Linked DNA regions of Homo sapiens: region 2 is linked to region 1. Evidence: chromatin loops called from intact Hi-C (ENCODE). Cell type or tissue: ovary. All regions are shown on one strand. Links, peaks and the distances in the headings refer to the core of each region. The heading gives the core; the rest is flanking DNA.

What was found. Peaks named below come from ENCODE experiments on the same cell type or tissue, not always from the same donor. Only the 100,000 strongest peaks of a DNase experiment are listed, where the experiment ranks them.
Region 2: a loop joins it to region 1, with 4 times the contacts of the local background. A loop is called at or near these places in 74 of 110 quality-filtered maps.

What each region holds. Positions count from the first base shown.
Region 1 is chr16:68,392,193-68,400,521 of GRCh38, reverse strand. The region is part of intron 1 of SMPD3 (sphingomyelin phosphodiesterase 3); the gene reads left to right. Among named protein-coding and RNA genes, the nearest start is that of SMPD3, 52 kb to the left of the region's middle. RefSeq lists enhancers at 373-1,000, 1,001-1,630, 2,212-2,712. In ovary, for the core only: a CTCF peak has its summit at 3,791 (motif pointing left); no DNase peak of the experiment used is centred there; H3K27ac peaks cover 2,894 bases.
Region 2 is chr16:68,505,322-68,513,650 of GRCh38, reverse strand. It overlaps LOC105371321 (a long non-coding RNA gene), which reads left to right. Exons shown (of 4, transcript XR_933693.3): 3 at 933-1,293; 4 at 1,512-1,542. Among named protein-coding and RNA genes, the nearest start is that of ZFP90, 30 kb to the left of the region's middle. RefSeq lists an enhancer at 5,126-5,626. In ovary, for the core only: a CTCF peak has its summit at 3,292 (motif pointing right); a DNase peak (open chromatin) is centred at 3,320.

The DNA of each region.
Region 1 (8,329 bases), core at 124-8,123:
TAGTCTAACCCATGGGCCAGCTTCTGTCCCTTGATAAATGTGACTTAGAACAACCATATTGAATTAGGAGCTGATTATATCTGATTTGCCCTGTAACAGGGTTAGGTCCATTTCCTGGGATATAGCAGAAGGGCCTGATGGTCACCAAGCTAATCCATAATTATCGTTTAAAATTACAGCCCAAATGGGTCATGCTGGCAAGGTCAGGGGGACACCCTGGCAGAGCTGGGCTGGACTCAACAAGAAACCTCACAGCTTCCAGCACCTCCACAAAGCCCTTAACCCTTACCCAGGACCACATCACCCCCGACACGTATTTGAGGGTGGTTCCTTCTAGAGGCCACTTGGCAGAGGCAGGAAGTGGGACTAGGAGGCTCTGTGGCAGGATGGATTGAGAACAGCACTGGTTTTAGAGTCAGACAGACCTGGGTTCAAATCCCAGCTCCTCCACTGTGATCTTGGTAGCATGCTTTACCCCTCTGGGCCTCAGTTTCCTCATCTGTAAAATGGTGACTACAATAGTAGCTGCCCTGCTATGGAGTAGAGTGGAGAGGTGTGGTGACATCCACACTGGTGCCTGGGGAGGCATGAGGCTACGGAGAGAAGCTGGGCCCAGGCCAACTTGGCCTTAGCCCTGAGACAAGGCAGGGCTTTGGGTTTATCGTGGATGTCACTGATGTACTGTGTTTATAGCAAGGGGCTCCTCTCTGGACATGATCACTACTGAAGCAAAGTCCATACCTGGCCACTGCTGCAGTCTTCCAAATGATGAGGACGAGGCAACCTGGCAGTCCAGGCGAGCAGCAGCTGATTGGGTTCCAAGTCATCCAGGAAGAATGGCCAGTGGGGGGTCTGACCATCATTCTTCCTTCCTCCCCACCCACTTGCCCCTACATTGCATCAGCTGCCTCTAGGGAGCCTGGGCCTCAAGGCTCCTTCTTTGTGGGTGTCCACAAGATGGGATGGATGGCACTTGGCTCTTGAAGGGGACCCCACAGGCCTAGAAGGGGTCCCTACTTCCCTCCATTCCAGGCAGCAGATGTACTGGGGGCGTGGGGACAGCAGAGTTGTTCTCTTTACATCCAAGGCCTGTGGGACCAGGGGCTGACATTCATAAACGAAGCACAGTGGTGAGTGGACATGCTATGGGGCACCAGACCATGGGGCAGTGGGGGTAAGAAGGTGGCTCCTCCTTCTCACCTCCTGACCTTCACCTTGAACCCAGAGCAGGAGCCAGGTAATAGGAGAAGCCAGAAGTCCCCATGTGGGGAAAATGGGACCTCACTGCACAGCCTAGCCAGTCCTGATTTTGAATCCTGAAGTGACCTCCCCCCAAGCCCACCCACAGGGACATTTTCTGGCTTCAGCATTTGAATGAGAGTCTGAGAACCCAGAGGTGTAGGCAGAGGCTGGGCGGGCCTGAGGAGGCCGGGAGGATTTGCTCTCTTTGTTCAGAGCCAACAACTACAGGCTCAGTGTTTTTAAATGTTTGAATCAACAGAGGGACTGTTTATCACTATTTTAAATAAGAAACGTAATTAAAGGTTAGTGAGTCCCCAGAGCTCCTGGCCACGATGTCAAAGGCTTCCTTGACCTGGAGCGGGGAACAGAATGAAAAGTGACCACAGACACACTCCACTTCGGTGTGCTCTGCCACAGATCCCGCCTGATGGGTGCTCCCACCAAGGCCCACAAAAGATTCTGTGGCTAATGGAATGGCATTTCACATAGGTCCACGTTTTTCTCATTCCTAGGTGGCTTTTCTTTCTAAACTTGGGAACATGGAGATTCTATTTTAAGAGCATGAATTACTGTCCAATTTTAATGTAACTAATGCAAACCAAAAACCAACTTTGAACTGAGGAAAGGAAACAAAAGCAATTTATGGGATAATTTTGTGTTCACATCCCTCAAGATTACTTGAGAACACTTGTCTGATGCATTTATTTCTGGTCAAGAAAAGTGAATCGCCAGCTTTTTGGTGGTTTCTGGAGAACAAGGTGAAGGTTGGCCACATCAGCCTGGAAGACTCCAGCTCGGCCACCTCAGGCCAGGATCCTCCTCGGGGCTCAAAGAGGTAGTGTCAGGAAGGTAAAAATAGTGTGAGGGATTCGGCACCAGCTTTCTGACACATGGTTTTCTCATCCCGGGGACTGCCACGTAGGGCCCTCCTTTTCCAGCTATTCTAAGTGAAAAAGGAAAAAGTAAGGTTATTTGAGAACTACATAAAAACAGCGCTATATTTCAAGCACCTTTTCTGTGAACTTCCTCCCTTCCCAAGTGCTCTTTTTGGCTCTTCTTTCCTCACCAAGCCAAAAATGGGATAAGCCCCAAGCTTCTGTCCTTGACCCCCTTTTTCCCTCTGCCTGTTCTCCCTGAGAACATCCACAGCTGCAGCTCCAGCAGGGGCCCAGGTGGCCACAGCCCTAGCACATTCCAGACGCCCACCCACCTCTTGGACTCCCTCCCTCCCTCCCTCCCTGACGAAGCCCCAACATCCCAGAACCAGATTCTGCATCTCCCTCTGGAAGGCTGCCTTTGGGGCATATTCCTCCCTGTGGTTGTCATCCCCTGGCCTTGCCTGTCTGCAGGTGGCCAAGACTGTTTGACATGTGACCCAGGTCCCAGACCCTCTAGAGGCCACCTCTGGGGTGGTGCCAGGAGCAATAGAGGCTCACTGTAGGAGGCCCTAAGACGAAGCACTGCCACCAGGGGAGGGGGGAAGGCTTCCTGAAGAGACCACCCCCCGCCCCCGCAAAAGGCCAGAAGATGAGGAGGAGCTGACCAAGCAAGGCGTGGAATTCCAGGCTAGGGAAAGGCCCTCCCGGAGAGAGAACGGGACCAAGAAGGAAAGAGGAGAGCTCTAAGGACAGGATTGGCAAGAAGTGCGACAGGAGAGGAGGCAGATGTGGGGCATGGATTTTATCCTGGGGGCCATGAAAGAGTTCTCAGCGGGGAGGGTACCCAGGTGTGTACCTAGAAAGATCACTCTGGCTTCTGTATGGAGAACAAATGGAGGGCGCAAGGCTGAAGGACACCAGGGAGAGACAATGGGCTTGACCGGGGTGTTCCCCATCATCCCTCAGCCCCACAGCAGAACTCTACCTGGTTCCTGCTGGGTTTATACCTCCCAATCCCCACCAGCTCTCTGACCATTCAGATATCCAGGACAACAGTTGATGGATGAATTCACACTCCAGTGTTAAGAACAAATCATGGCAGCATCCACCTTGAATCCCTCTGGGACAGAGGAGGAGGCAGGTAAGAGGGAAGGGTGGTGGCTAGCAAGACTTCCCAACCCCTGGGGTGTTCCTCCCTTACCTATGGGTGCCTCCTGTGTATTAGAGAGCCCCATCGGTCAAAATGCTAACCAGGATGGGGCTGCAGATAAGTCTTGCTCACAGAATCTGTGCCACCCTCTGCTGTGTGACTGAGCAAGTCACTTATGCCCCTCCAAGCCTCAGTTTTCATCTCTGAGTACGGGATCAATAATACCTACCCTCCCCAGGCTGCTTAGGGGATGAAACAAGACGTTGTGCAGGGAATGCTCTGAACACAGTGCCTGGCACACAGTGGGTACCCCAAAACATTTTTTATATAATCATGTTGATGAAGATGATGATTCCAGTAAGCTATAGGCACTCACAACACACACGTGAGTTCACACAGCTTTTAAATTTCAAGTCTCCATCTTGCATTTTCGTTTTGTTTTCTTTTGTTTTACCACAAAGTAGCCTCATTGAGGCAATAATTCAAACAATTGGGAGCAGTTTCTCACAGCTCCTGCTGTGCCCCCTGGTGTGTACAAAGGGAATCGAACCTTCTGGTGATGGACATGCCCGCCTGGCTAGAAATCACTTTATTGATTCCACCGAGGTTCCTGGAATGCCTGTCAGGGACTGGGCCCTGTGCTTGGAGCTCAGGGGGCTCTACGCTGCCAGTACAAAGCCCCAGGGTGTGAGACTGAGGGGAGGGGGTTGGAAGCTTTAGAGCTGAGCCTTGGAGGAGGGGTGTCAGGTGGACCACCAGGGTGTTCCAGACACAGGGTACAGCATGTGCAAAGGCATGGAGGCGTGAAAGAGCATGGTATGTCCCAGGAACAGTGAAAGCTAGAGGTCGGGGCCATCACATCAAATCAGTGGGAGAAAGAGGGGCAGAAACGAGACTGAGGAGGGCAGGGCCTGGTCACTGGGGTCCTCAAGCCAGGCCAGGTAGAAGGATCGATCCTGGGGGTAGAGGGAGATCTGGAGATGCTGGACAAGGGCAGAATGAGCTCAGAGCTGCTGCTGGTGGGGATCACAGGCTTCAGCCCAATTAGGAGGGAAGGGGCTCAAAGCAGGCAAGACAGGAGGAGGCCCTGGTGGCGGTGACAGCCACGGAGGGGTTGGGAGTAGGGACTAGAAATGGACTCAAGAACTAGGAGTAATTGGCCTTGACTCTGGACAGGACACTTGGGGCTAAGGGAGGGGCCAAGGACAGAGTAGACAACTAGGGGCTACACCCGCTGAGGCTGGAAGGGCAGGGCTGGGCCGCCCAGGCCAGGCACACTGAGTTGAGGCACCCCTGGGACAGGACTCTGCTCCCTGCCTTCCCTCAACAACTTTCAGTCTGTTTTTCTCTCTTCTTTAACTGCCACAATAGGAAACCAAGATCTTTTTTATTGTTTGATATATTCCTCATTTTTAATTTAAAAAAAAGAGTAAGTGAAATGTTTTCTATTTCCTTCTCAAACAGAAAAGCAACATTACCTATACACATAGTCTCTCATGTATAGGAATGTCTAGATTTTACTTTTCCCTTGATGTATTTTTTTAAGACAGTTTAGGCACCGGGATGAAATTTAGAGCTGTCTGTCACCTTGGTGCTCAGCTAGCTGCCACTCAGGGTCACCCCTTAAGTGGGCCCAGGCTAGGGCGGCCACAGGCCTGAGCTCACCTGCCCCGTCTCAGGCTCATTGCTCAATGGCTTGAGGTGAACTGGGACATGACGGCTATGGGACTGAGATCTTCCCTCAAAGCCAGAGGGCACGCTTTAAACCCTGGAGATGATGACGTTTTGATAAAGTTTAAAAAAACTATTTCACTCTGCAAGACAAACAGCTAATAAAATAGAATCTTTTTTGGTAACCACCCATACACCAATCAATCTGTCACTCGAAAAACTAGTTCCCAAGAAGTGTGAAATGAGGCCACTCTGGAGTTCTGTGGGAACAGAGAGCCCCTGAAAAGCCTTCCTCTCGACCAGATTACAGTTGCCACCCAACAAAGGGAAAATCTCTGATTCTGAGCACAGGAAATACACAGCTAATTAGTTGCTCAATCAATACTGACTTTTGGAAGGTGAGCCATGAGGCTGGGGGTCACTGTTACACTGTTTATGTGCCCCCAGTCCACACTATCACCTATAATCCTGCCTCTTTTTTTTTTTTTTCCAATTCCAGCCCCCTTAGGAAAGATATATATATATGTAAGCATTTCCCACCCAGGGGGGCTAGCCAAGGGAGTGATGCCACAGGGGCCTCTTCTGCACTGCAGCCATTCAAGCAACAATTTAAAACAAAGGGTCATTCAACACCACCAACAAAAATCAATAGGACAAGCCTCAGTCATAAAACACATCTCTGTGCCCACCTGAGGCCACCATTGGAATGAGATTTCACCTCACTCACTGTCTCTGTATCTCCAGCTCTGCCTGATGGCCTCTTGTTTTTTCTATTTTCCCTTAGCTCTAATTCCCTATTTAAACAAACAAGCAAAAAAAGTCTCATATTGTACATAGGATACAGTTTAAGTTATCTTAAATCTTTTGGGGAACAAGAGAAAATAAATGATAAATAATCAGAACCTGCCCAAAGCAGCTGTGACTGAAGAATTCTGAATCCTGCTGCACTAAACTTAGAAGGAAAGCAGACAGCTACAAGTGCTAAATGATGAGCAGCAGTGTCTGCATGCAGTAGGCGCCTAATAAATGTCAATTAATTTGTTTTTTAAATGATGGAATCTGAAGGAACAAATAAGAGGAACTGGATAATAACTACTTTGAAAGAAATAAATGACAACAACAACAAAATACTGACAGAAACAGATCAGAAAAAATAATAGCTGTAATTCCACGGTGAAAATTATAAAAGAATTAGAAAACACCTGGAAGTAGTAATTGGCATTAACAGAAACAAATACAACAAAGAAATTAGTGATGTTGAGGATAAGGTAAGACATGAAACCTAAAATGTAGACAAAGAAAACAGAGGAGAAAATAACTGATTTGGAAAATGGAAAATGGTATCACAGCCCTAAAGTAGGCCTAGAAGAGAGAGACGAATGGATGAGGAACACATAAAGGAGACATCAGGAAAGAAATAATATAAGAAAAGTTTCCAGAAATGAAAAAACAGCTCAGCCTAGAACTAAAGAAAACACACTGTGCCTTTCAAATTCAACTCTGTGGGAAAGACATAAGCATTTCCTAGTGTAAATTTTGAATTATAAATTATCCAACAAGCTGAAGTGAAGGGAGATATGTTCTTCTGAAATTGGTAAGAATGACAAGAGAACTGACATCACAAATATTAAAGACAAAATGAGCCTCAAAAAACTGTGCAATTCTGACTGCACAAGTAGATTCTAACCACATCAGTTATGCTCCTAAACAAGACTTGTTCTCTGCAAGTAGGGGAAAGCAAAGTCTTCTAAAAATTGGGGGAAAGTTGTGCACAATTGTACTTTTTTAAAGCAAAGGAGAGTATCTGATTTTTACAAAAATATAAAAGACAAAAGCTATCTTATATAACAAGAAATTAGAATTAGAATGGACCAATTGAAGAAGAAAGAAAGAATAAGTGATCTGACAAAATGTAGTCACTCCCAAGAGTCCGCCTACACTCTAATATTCTCAAACCTGCTCCAATCCAGACCTCAACTCTGAGTTCTGGGTCTGAAGATCCAAATTCTGTCTGGACATGTCTATGCAAATGTCCCCCAACACCACAAACTCTGCCTTCACCCATTCACCCACCCCCACTGCCAGTGAGCAACTTCACTAGCCATACAGTTACCTGAACCAGGAGACCTCTGAATAAATTCCTGGTCCATTTTCCTTTTTGTTTTTTTTGTTTTTGAGACAGAATCTCGTGCTCTATCGCCCAGGCTGGAGTACAGTGGTGCTATCTCAGCTCACTGCAACATTGACCTCCTGGGTTCAAGCGATTCCCTGGCTTAGCCTCCTAAGTAGCTGGGACTACAGACTCACACCACCACACCCAGCTAATTTTTGTGTTTTTACTAGAGATGGGGTTTTACCATGTTGGCCATGCTGGTCTTGAACTCCTGACCTCAAGAGATCTGCCTGCCTCGGCCTCCCAAAGTTCTGGGATTACAGGCATGAGCCACCATGCCCAGCCTCCTGGTCCATTTTCATGTTACCCAGGTACCCCTTGGTCCCCATCCATTTGTATAAGTCTGTTTGGGCTACCATAACAAAATACCATAGACTGGGTGGCTTAAACAACCGAAATTTAGTTTCTTACAGGTTAGAGGCTAGAAGTCTGAGATCAATGTTCTGGCTGATTCAGTTTCTGGTAAGGGCTCTCTTCCGGGCTTGTAGACAGCCACCTTCTCACTAAGTCCGCATATGGCTTTTCCTTGGTATGTGTGAGCACTTTGGCATCTTTTTTTTTTTTTTTTTTTTCCCAGACAGCGTCTCATTCTGTCACGCAATCTCAGCTCACTGCAACCTCCGCCTCCTGGGCTCAAGTGTGCCTCAGCCTCCTGAGTAACTGGGACTACAGGCGCACATCACCATACCCGGCTAATTTTTGTCTTTTTAGTAGAAACAGAGTTTCGCGTGTTGGCCAGGCTGGTCTCTAACTCTTGGCCTCAGGTGATCCTCCTACCTTGGCCTCCCAAAGTGCTAGGATTACAGGCGTGAGCCACTGCACCTGGCCTGGCATCTCTTCTTATAAGAACGCTAATGTTATCAGATCAGGGGCCCATCCTTATGACCACCTTTAAACTTGATTACAAATGCTCCTCAACTTATCAGGGTTACATCCCTATATGCCCATTCTATGTTGAAAATACAGTTCCTTGAAAATGCATTTAATACACCTAAACTAGCAAACATTATAGCTTAACCTAGCCTACATTAAACATGTTCAAAACACTCACATTAGCTTACAGTTGGGCAAAATCATCTAACAAAGTCTGTTTTATAATAACTACTAACATTTTATAATAAAAAATTAAAATAATAAAAAGAAAAGGTCAAAATTCAAAGTACAATTTCTATGGAATGTCTATTACTTTTGCACCATTGAAAAGTTGAAAAATCT
Region 2 (8,329 bases), core at 28-8,027, 110 kb before region 1:
TGGTGTCTAATTTGATTGACTTGTTTTCGTGTCCATGAGAACTTGGAGCCAGGAATAAAAAGCACAAGCGGCAGAGATGACAGCTCCTTGCCACATGTCCCACCTCTCTCCACTCCAAGGGTTCACTCTATAGCCACAGAGAGATGGGAAAGAAATGTGTCAAAGAATTCATGTCAGACACACATGGAGTGGGAGATTGTTTTTGATTACTTGTTTGTTTGTTTGTTTGTTTGTTTGTTTTTTGTGAGACAGAGTCTTGCTCTGTCTTCCAGGCTGAAGTGCAGTGGTGCAATCTCAGCTCACCACAAGCTCTGCCTCCTGGGTTCAAGAGATTCTCCAGCCTCAGCCTCCCTCGTAGCTGAGATTACAGGTGTGCACCACCACGCCTGACTAATTTTTGTGCTTTTAGTAGAGACATGGTTCCACCTTGAGGGCCAGGCTTGTCTCGAACTCCTGACCTCAGGTGATCCACCCGCCTCAGCCTCCCAAGGTGCTGGGATTACAGACGCCCGGCCTGTTGTTGATTATTTCTGAAAAGCCTCAGAAAAACCTCTTCCCCAAACTAGCCACCATAAGGCAAGATGGTGATTTATTAAGCATGAGTTGGACTGGCTTAGCTCTCCTGGTTGGCTAAAATTGGCCAGAAAAATAAAGTAATTTGTGGTTGTCAGATTCTAAATTAAATGATTCAAATACTACTGTGGCTGATTAAAAGGCTTTATTCAATTTCCTCCTGACCACATGCTCTCCTGTGAGACCAGGAGATACTGTTTCTAGAAGAAATGCACTATTTGGAGCCTGTTGATCTAATCTAATGGATGGTGGTTATTAAATATGGTCTCCCTACTTTTTTCTAAATGAAAGGTGAGACTAAAGAAGGAGGAAGAAATGACTCCCTGTTTGTTTAACTATGAATGATTCTCTCTTGCCAGGTTTCTGGGTAGCAGCCTCTACAGTGAACCAGGGTGGATACCTAAGACATTTTTAAGTACCCTTAAAAGACCTCTAGGCAACCATAACAAAGGTCAACAAATGAAACTCAAGCATGAATAAACAGGAAGAAGAGTCTAGGATTGTAGCCGACCATCTAATGGTGCAGTGCATCACCCACGGTACCCGCTGAAGGGACAGTCTTGTGCCGGCCATCTCAGTGCCCTCCCTTCTTGGCCTTGCTGATTAGACCCCAAGGGAACCAGGACACAAGGCGGCCAATCCAGAGATGTATCATGTGCCCTGGCGGAAGACAGATGAGCTGGCTTAGGAACATGAATGAGGAACTCCAGCAATGAGGAGGTTAGCAGCTGATGCAGGCATTGAAAGGGGGAGAGAAAGAGGTCAGAGAGAGACCACGTGACTCTGGGAGAGCGCTGGAGTAACCAGCTGGCCCCTAGAGTGGGCCTTACTCTGGTCCAGGCTCTGTCTGGACCAGTTTGTTGCACTCATCTTGAAAGCAAGCTCAGCCCTTCTTCTTTTTAAAAAAAATTTTATTTCTTTACTTTTTTTTGAGACAGGGTCTTGCTCTGTCACTCAGGCTGGAGTGCAGTGGCACTAGCAAAGCTCGCTGCAGCCTCAACTTCCTGGGTTCAAGGGATCCTCCCACCTCAGCCTCCCAAGTAGCTGGGACCACAGGCAAGTACCACCATGCTCATCTGATTTTTATTTGCTTATTTTAAAATTTATTTTATTTTTTTCTGAAATAGGGTTTCACTCTGTCACCCAGGCTGGAGTGCAGTGGCACCATCTCCACTCACTGCAACCTCTGCCTCCCAGGCTCAAGCGATTCTCCTGCCTGCCAGGTGAGTAGCTGGGACTTCAGCCGCGCATGACCAGGCCTGGCTAATGTCTGTATTTGTAGTAGAGATGAAGTTTTGCCAAGTTGGCCAGGCTGATCTCAAGCTCCTGGTCTCAAGTGATCCTCCCACTTCGGCCTCCCAAAGTGCTGGGATTACAGGTGTGAGCCACTGCTCCCAGCCTGCAGCCCTTCTTAAGGTGGCCTAAGCAGGACTCAAAGGAGCCCAGCTGACCCCAGGAATCAACAGAAGATTTTCAGCAGGAACCACAGAGCAGTTCACCACCATATAAAACACAGCGGCTTTTGGAGAGTGAGTTGTGTAATCTACAAGGGATATCATGAGGCCAGACCACGGGGCAGGAAATGGCCCTTTGACCAAAGCAAGGAGGAGGATGGCAGTCTCTGGGGAAGAATGGGGCTCACCTCCCTGCGGCCACCTCCCACTAACCTCACCTCTATGCTTCTGTCTCTGGAGGAAAGGATGCCACAGCCTGGCCCTCCTACCCCAGGCCAACAGACAAGGGGGCTCACAGAAGCGAAGCTTGCTTTGAACTCCAAGTACCTCCAAGGTCTGGTAAGACAGCATGACCTTGGACCTTGGAAGGGAGCACAGATGGAAACACACCCAGGCCCTGGCTTGGCCCATCGATAGGTGCAGGATCCCTCATCTGGGATTCCCTTGGTTTATTGAATGAATTTGTTTCCATTTACACTTTGGTTTTAGCCAGTGTATATTTTTCATTATGTTAAGAATTGGTCTCATGTAGTGAATAAGGCCATAGGCCTTGGTGCCAGGCTGTTGGGTGAGTTTCTGGCCCTGCTACTTACTGTGTGGCCGTGACCTAGTCACTTAGCCTCTCAGTGCCTCAGTTTACGCATCTGTAGAATGGGAACAATCTGCCTCTCCCTAGTGTCATTGTTTGTGAGATTAAAGGATCTGTCTGTCCTGTGCCACGGCTTGCAACAGATTCTGCCCATGTCAATATCAGCTTGATGGTTTATTGGACATTTGTGTTTCTTTTCTCTTCTTTTTCTTTTCTTTTCTTTCTTTTATTTTTATTTTTATTTTTATTTTTTCTTGAGACAGAGTTTTGCTATTGTCACCCAGGCTGGAGTGCAATGGCCTGATCTTAGCTCACTGCAACCTCAACCTCCGCCTCCTGGGTTCAAGTGATTCTCCTGCCTCAGCCTCCTGAGTAGCTGGGATTACAGGCGCCCGCCACCACATCCAGCTAATTTGTGTATTTTTAGTAGAGACGGGGTTTCACCATGTTGGCCAGGCTGGTCTCAAACTCCTGACCTTGTGATCTGCCCACCTCAGCTTCCCATAGTGCTGGGATTACAAGCGTGAGCCACCGCGCCCGGCCCTTGTGTTTCATTTCAAATGCTTCTGTCCCGGCCCTTTGACCGTTTTTTTATGGGGGATGTTTTTCCGGTTGACAAGTAGGAGTTCTTAACCGCCAGCGCCCTCCTCCGTCTGCGCTGCGCAGCTGAGGCCCGTACAACCTGCAGGGGGCGCCCGGGGCTCGCGCTGCCTCGACGCGGTGGCCCGTGGGTGTCCGGGCCGGAGAACTCCAGATCCGAGTGCGTCCTCTTGGTCCACGAGCCTCCTCCCTCTCCCTTACCCAAGGACAGTGAGCTGGAGCGCGGGCGGCTGGACGCGTAGCGCAGCCTTCGCAACGGGTCTTTTTTCGTCCCACTTTTTATGGGACCTTGGGCTTCCAAACCGACGTTGGATGGTTTGTCAGCGGATACTTTCACCGCCCACAGCAAACTTGCAGAGCCAAGCGGGCTGTTCTCCGGAGGCTCTCGGAGGACGCCCCCTGCCAGCTGCCGGCATCTGGGGGAGAGGGACAGCATTTGGGGTGGGAAATGAAGTTCTGGTTTTGCACATTTACTGGCCTACACTGGCGTCTCACTGTGACCTAGAAACTGGAGATGGAGGCTAGGGGTGGGAGTTGAGGAGCCAGAGGCTGTGGGGCGGGGGTTCCCACTGGGATCGGTTGGTGGGGTCACCAAGCAACAGCTCCCCATCAGGCAGAGGCCTTAGACGGCAGCATCATGGGCGACGGATGGAGACCATGGGATTCAGGGGCCTGAGAGGGAGGCAATGGGATGGCCACAGAATGCAGCCAGAAATGAAGGGACAAAGAAATCCCTGGGGCTGCAGACCAGTGGCCTCTGTGGTGGCCAAGGGTGAGGGAGACACAGGGCGCTAGGTATGGCAGAGGTGCCACCCTAAAGGCCAAGACTGTACAGGGCTGGACCTGGCAGCACCCGGAGAGGGACCAAGGAAGTTTGTGATCTGGACGATGACATAGGTCGTTCTTACCCATCACAGTTACCCAAGATGAAGGGAGGTCCCTGAGCTGAGAAAAGGGCTGGGCGCCTGCCTGTAATCCCAGTGCTTTGGGGGGCCGAGGTGGGAGGCCAGGAGTTCAAGCCTGCAGTGAGCCATGATCATGCCACTGTACTCCAGCCTGAGTCACAGAGTGAGACTCTGTCTCTAAAAAAAAAAAAAAGAAGAAGAAGAAGAAGAAAAAAAAAACAGACTGGGCGTGGTGGCTCCAGCCTGTAATCCCAACCCTTTGGGAGGCCAAGGCTGGCAGATGGCTTGAGCCCAGGAGTTCAAAACCAGCCTGGGCAACATAGTGAGACTCTGTCTCTACAAAAAATGCAAAAATGAGCCGGGCGCAGTGGTGTGCACCTGTGGGCCCAGCTACTTGAGAAGCTGAGGCGGGAGGATGTTTTGAGCCTGGGAGGCTGAGGTTGCAGTGAGCCAAGATCGCCCATTGCACTCCAGCCTGGGAAAAACTGGGGAGAGAAAAAGTGAGCCAAGCCCCAGAGCAAGGGCTGGGAAGGGAGAACAGCAAGCAGGAGCCTCAAAAACTGGGGCGGTGGGGACGGGGGGTGTGAAGGGGGTGGGATTGTTCAAAGGCACAGGAGCAGTGGTTTCCAGGGATACTGGGGGGTCTGGAGAAGGGACAGCAACTCCCAGGAGATGTGGGGAAGCTGTGGCCAGCAGGGGACAGCTGCAAAGCAGGAGATGGAAGGCTGAGGATGTGTCTGTAACAGATGGCCCCTGCTTTCCAGGGCGTGGAGGACAGCACTTGGGGAGTGGGTGAGAAGACAGGAGACTTCAGTGGGTGGGAGGACAAGATGGGGTGACCAAGAGTGTGAGGGTGGAAGTCTGGACAGGACCCTGGGCTCATCACATGGGCCTCCGGGCAGAACCAGGGCAGCAGAGCCTCCACTCACAGCCTGGACACCAGCCTCTCCTTGGAAGAACCCATCTCCTATTAAGAACCCTGTGGCACAGTGGATCATGCCTGTAATCCCAGCACTTTGGGAGGCCGAGGTGGGCGGATCACCTGAGGTCAGGAGTTGGAGACCAGCCTGGCTAACACGGCAAAACCCCATCTCTACTAAAAATGCAAAAATTAGCCGGGCATTCTGGGCGCCTGTAATCCCAGCTACACGGGAGGCTGAGGCTGGAGAATCACTTGAACCTGGAACCTGGGAGGTGGAGGTTGCAGTGAGCCAAGATCGTGCCATTGCACTCTAGCCTGGTCGACAAGAGCGAAACTCCATCTCAAAAACAAAAAACAAAAAACAAAACCAACAACCCTGCACTATGACGGGTCCTTAAGGAGTGAGTCATGGGCTCTCACTGCACACCAAGGAGCCCCACATGTGAAAATGCTTCTAGAAACATTGAGTGCTTGTAAAGACCTACTGCTGGGCATATTGGCCCTATTAGAGGGAACATTTTATCACACGAAGGCACAGGTAGGTTGTTTCATGGTAATTGCTTTCCTAAACCATAGAGAAAAACGCATCACAAACCCAGCACAGTTAACTAAAGTGGTCACATTCCTCTTCTTTGATTTAAAGCTATTTAGAAATATTAGCAACTGACTTTGCCTCCAGGTTGTCGGTGCTTTTTTTTCTCGACTGTAACTTTTTCTTTTGAATCCCATGAAATATCCTGAGTACACCAGGAGGGAGGAATGAAAATATGTTTGCATTTCCAGCTCTGCAGCCAACTGCTACTCAGACAATACCCTCAATGTGTAACCTGGGAGTTTAATATTCTCAAATATTTATAATTACGCAGAAACAGCCCGAAGAAATGTTCAGCTTCTTCACAGCTGGATAATTATCTACATTCAATGTTCACAACCTCAGAGCTGCTTCTCAGAGTTTGGGGTGCCTCTCTGCCACTTGGGCATGCAGAGTACATGGGTTCTGTGGGCAGATTCCTAACGGGGCATAGAAGTGGCATGGGGAGATCCCATGCCAGCGTGCTCTCTCTCTCTCTCTCAAGAGTCCTGCTCTGTGGTACAGGCTGGAGTGCAGTGGTACAATCATTGCTCACGGTAGCCTCGAACTCCTGGGCTCAAGCAGTCCTCCCACCTCAGCCTCCCGAGTAGCTGGGACCACAGACGCATGCCACCGCACTTGGTTATTATTTTTTAAAATTTCAATAGGTTTTGGGGGAACAGGTAGTGTTTGGTTACAAGGATATGTTCTTTAGCGGTGATTTCTGAGATTTTGATGCACCCATCACCCAAGCAGTCTACACTGTACCCAATGTGTAGTCTTTTATCCCTCACGCCTCTCCCATTTTTTTTTCGGACTAATTAAAAAAAAATTTTTTTTTTCGTAGAGACGAGATCTTACTTTGTTGCCTAGGCTGGTCTTGAACTCCTGGCCTCAAGCAATCCTCCCACCTCAGCCTCCCAAAGTGCTGGGATTACAGGGGGAAGAAAGGCTCAATCATTCCCAGCAAATTCTGTAATGGACCCATGAATAAAGTCCTACATTGAAGAGTCCCTGCGGAAGTGTCTCATGGAGTCCCAGATGCTCCCCACAAAAGGATGCTGTGGTCAAAGCAGCGCTGCCTCTGTCTGCCTTTGGAGAGGCACCATGCATTCTGCTATTCATACATTTTCTCCTTGCCTGGCATCTCTCCTGCTGCTCCCTCTGTTCCACGCATATTTCCAGAAGAATATCAAGAAAACTATTTTTCCTGCATAATTACCCGCCTCCTCTCCACCCACCTCCACACATCTTTTCGGCTTTGACGTGGCAGCTGCTCTGATTTCTTTAAGTGGACTGCATTCTGCATTTACCAGGCAGGTGGAATTCTATGAAGGGAGCCTCCAGCCGAGGCTGGGAGTGAGGGCCCTGGGCATGATCATCCCTCCCTGCACCAGACCTGCGGCTCCCCTGTCTGCATTGAGGTCCTCCTTCCCACAGTCCCTGGGGCACAAAGCTATTGGTTCCTGAATGAGTGTCACCAACCAACTGCCTGGTCCTCCTTCTCCCAAGCCCAGGCTGCCTCAGTCCTGACTCTGTGACCTGAAAGGAAATTCCTCTTTAGTGAGATCAGCTAGCATCTTCTCAGTTGTAGCTTTCAGAACAGTAGACCCAAACTAGCACAAACTAAAGAGAATGGGCTGTCCCATGGAACCAAACAGTCTTGAAGCCCCAGCTGAGGTTCAGGCGGGGCACTGTCGCTGCTGCTCTGGAATTCTTTCCACCTGCCTGCCTTGGGCTATGGGCTTCATCTCCAGGCCAGCCATGCCCAACACAGCAAAGGGTTCAAAGATGTGCCAAACCCTGGTTCACGCTCTGACTGCCTGGAAGAGCCAGCAGTTCCTTCTCCAGGTGGCTTCTACAAATTATCAAGAAAGCATCTTCCCTTGCTGGGTGTGGTGGCTTACACCTATAATCCCAGCATTTTGAGAGGCTGAGGCCGGTGTATCACTTAAGGTCAGGAGTTTGAGACCAGCCTGACCAACATGGCAAAACCCCATCTCTACTAAACATACACAAATTAGCTGGACTTGGTGGCAGGCACCTATAATCCCAGCTGCTTGGGAGGCTGAGGCAGGAGAATTGCTTGGACCTGGGAGGCAGAGGTTGCAGTGAGCCGAGATCATGCCAGTGCACTCCAGCCTGGGCAACAGAGTAAGACTCTGTTTCTAAATAAATAAATAAGAAAGCATCTTCCCAGGTGCCCATCAAAAGTCCTGTGGGTCTTATTGGTCCCAATTGGGTCTGGTGCCCATCCCTTAGCCAACCACTGTGGCCAGGTGGCTGGGACATGCTGATGAATGTCAGTCTATCAAGGCCTGTCCCTGAAGCTGGGAGAGGGTGAGAAGTCCCTGAGCTGTATGGGGGAAGAAAGGACACCCAAATCAAATGTGGAATACTGGACCAACGGAAGTGGGAATGGACAGCAGAAGATCTTGGAAGTGAATGTTCACTTCTCTGTGTAACTTGCAATTGAGTCCCCTCACCTTCTGCCTCTGAGAAGCAAAGACCAACCTCTTTCTTTGTGCACCTCAAGAGGCAGTTTTCTAAGCAGGGTCCTTGCCTGTCTCGTGGACTTGCTGTATCCCCAGCACCAAGGACACCGACTGGCCAATGAGGTGCTCCACCAGGATGAGCGGATGGAAGGAACCCAAGAGAGGAAGAAATAGGCATGCTTGCCTGCAGGTGGCTTTGGGGCTCTGGATAGATAGAGAC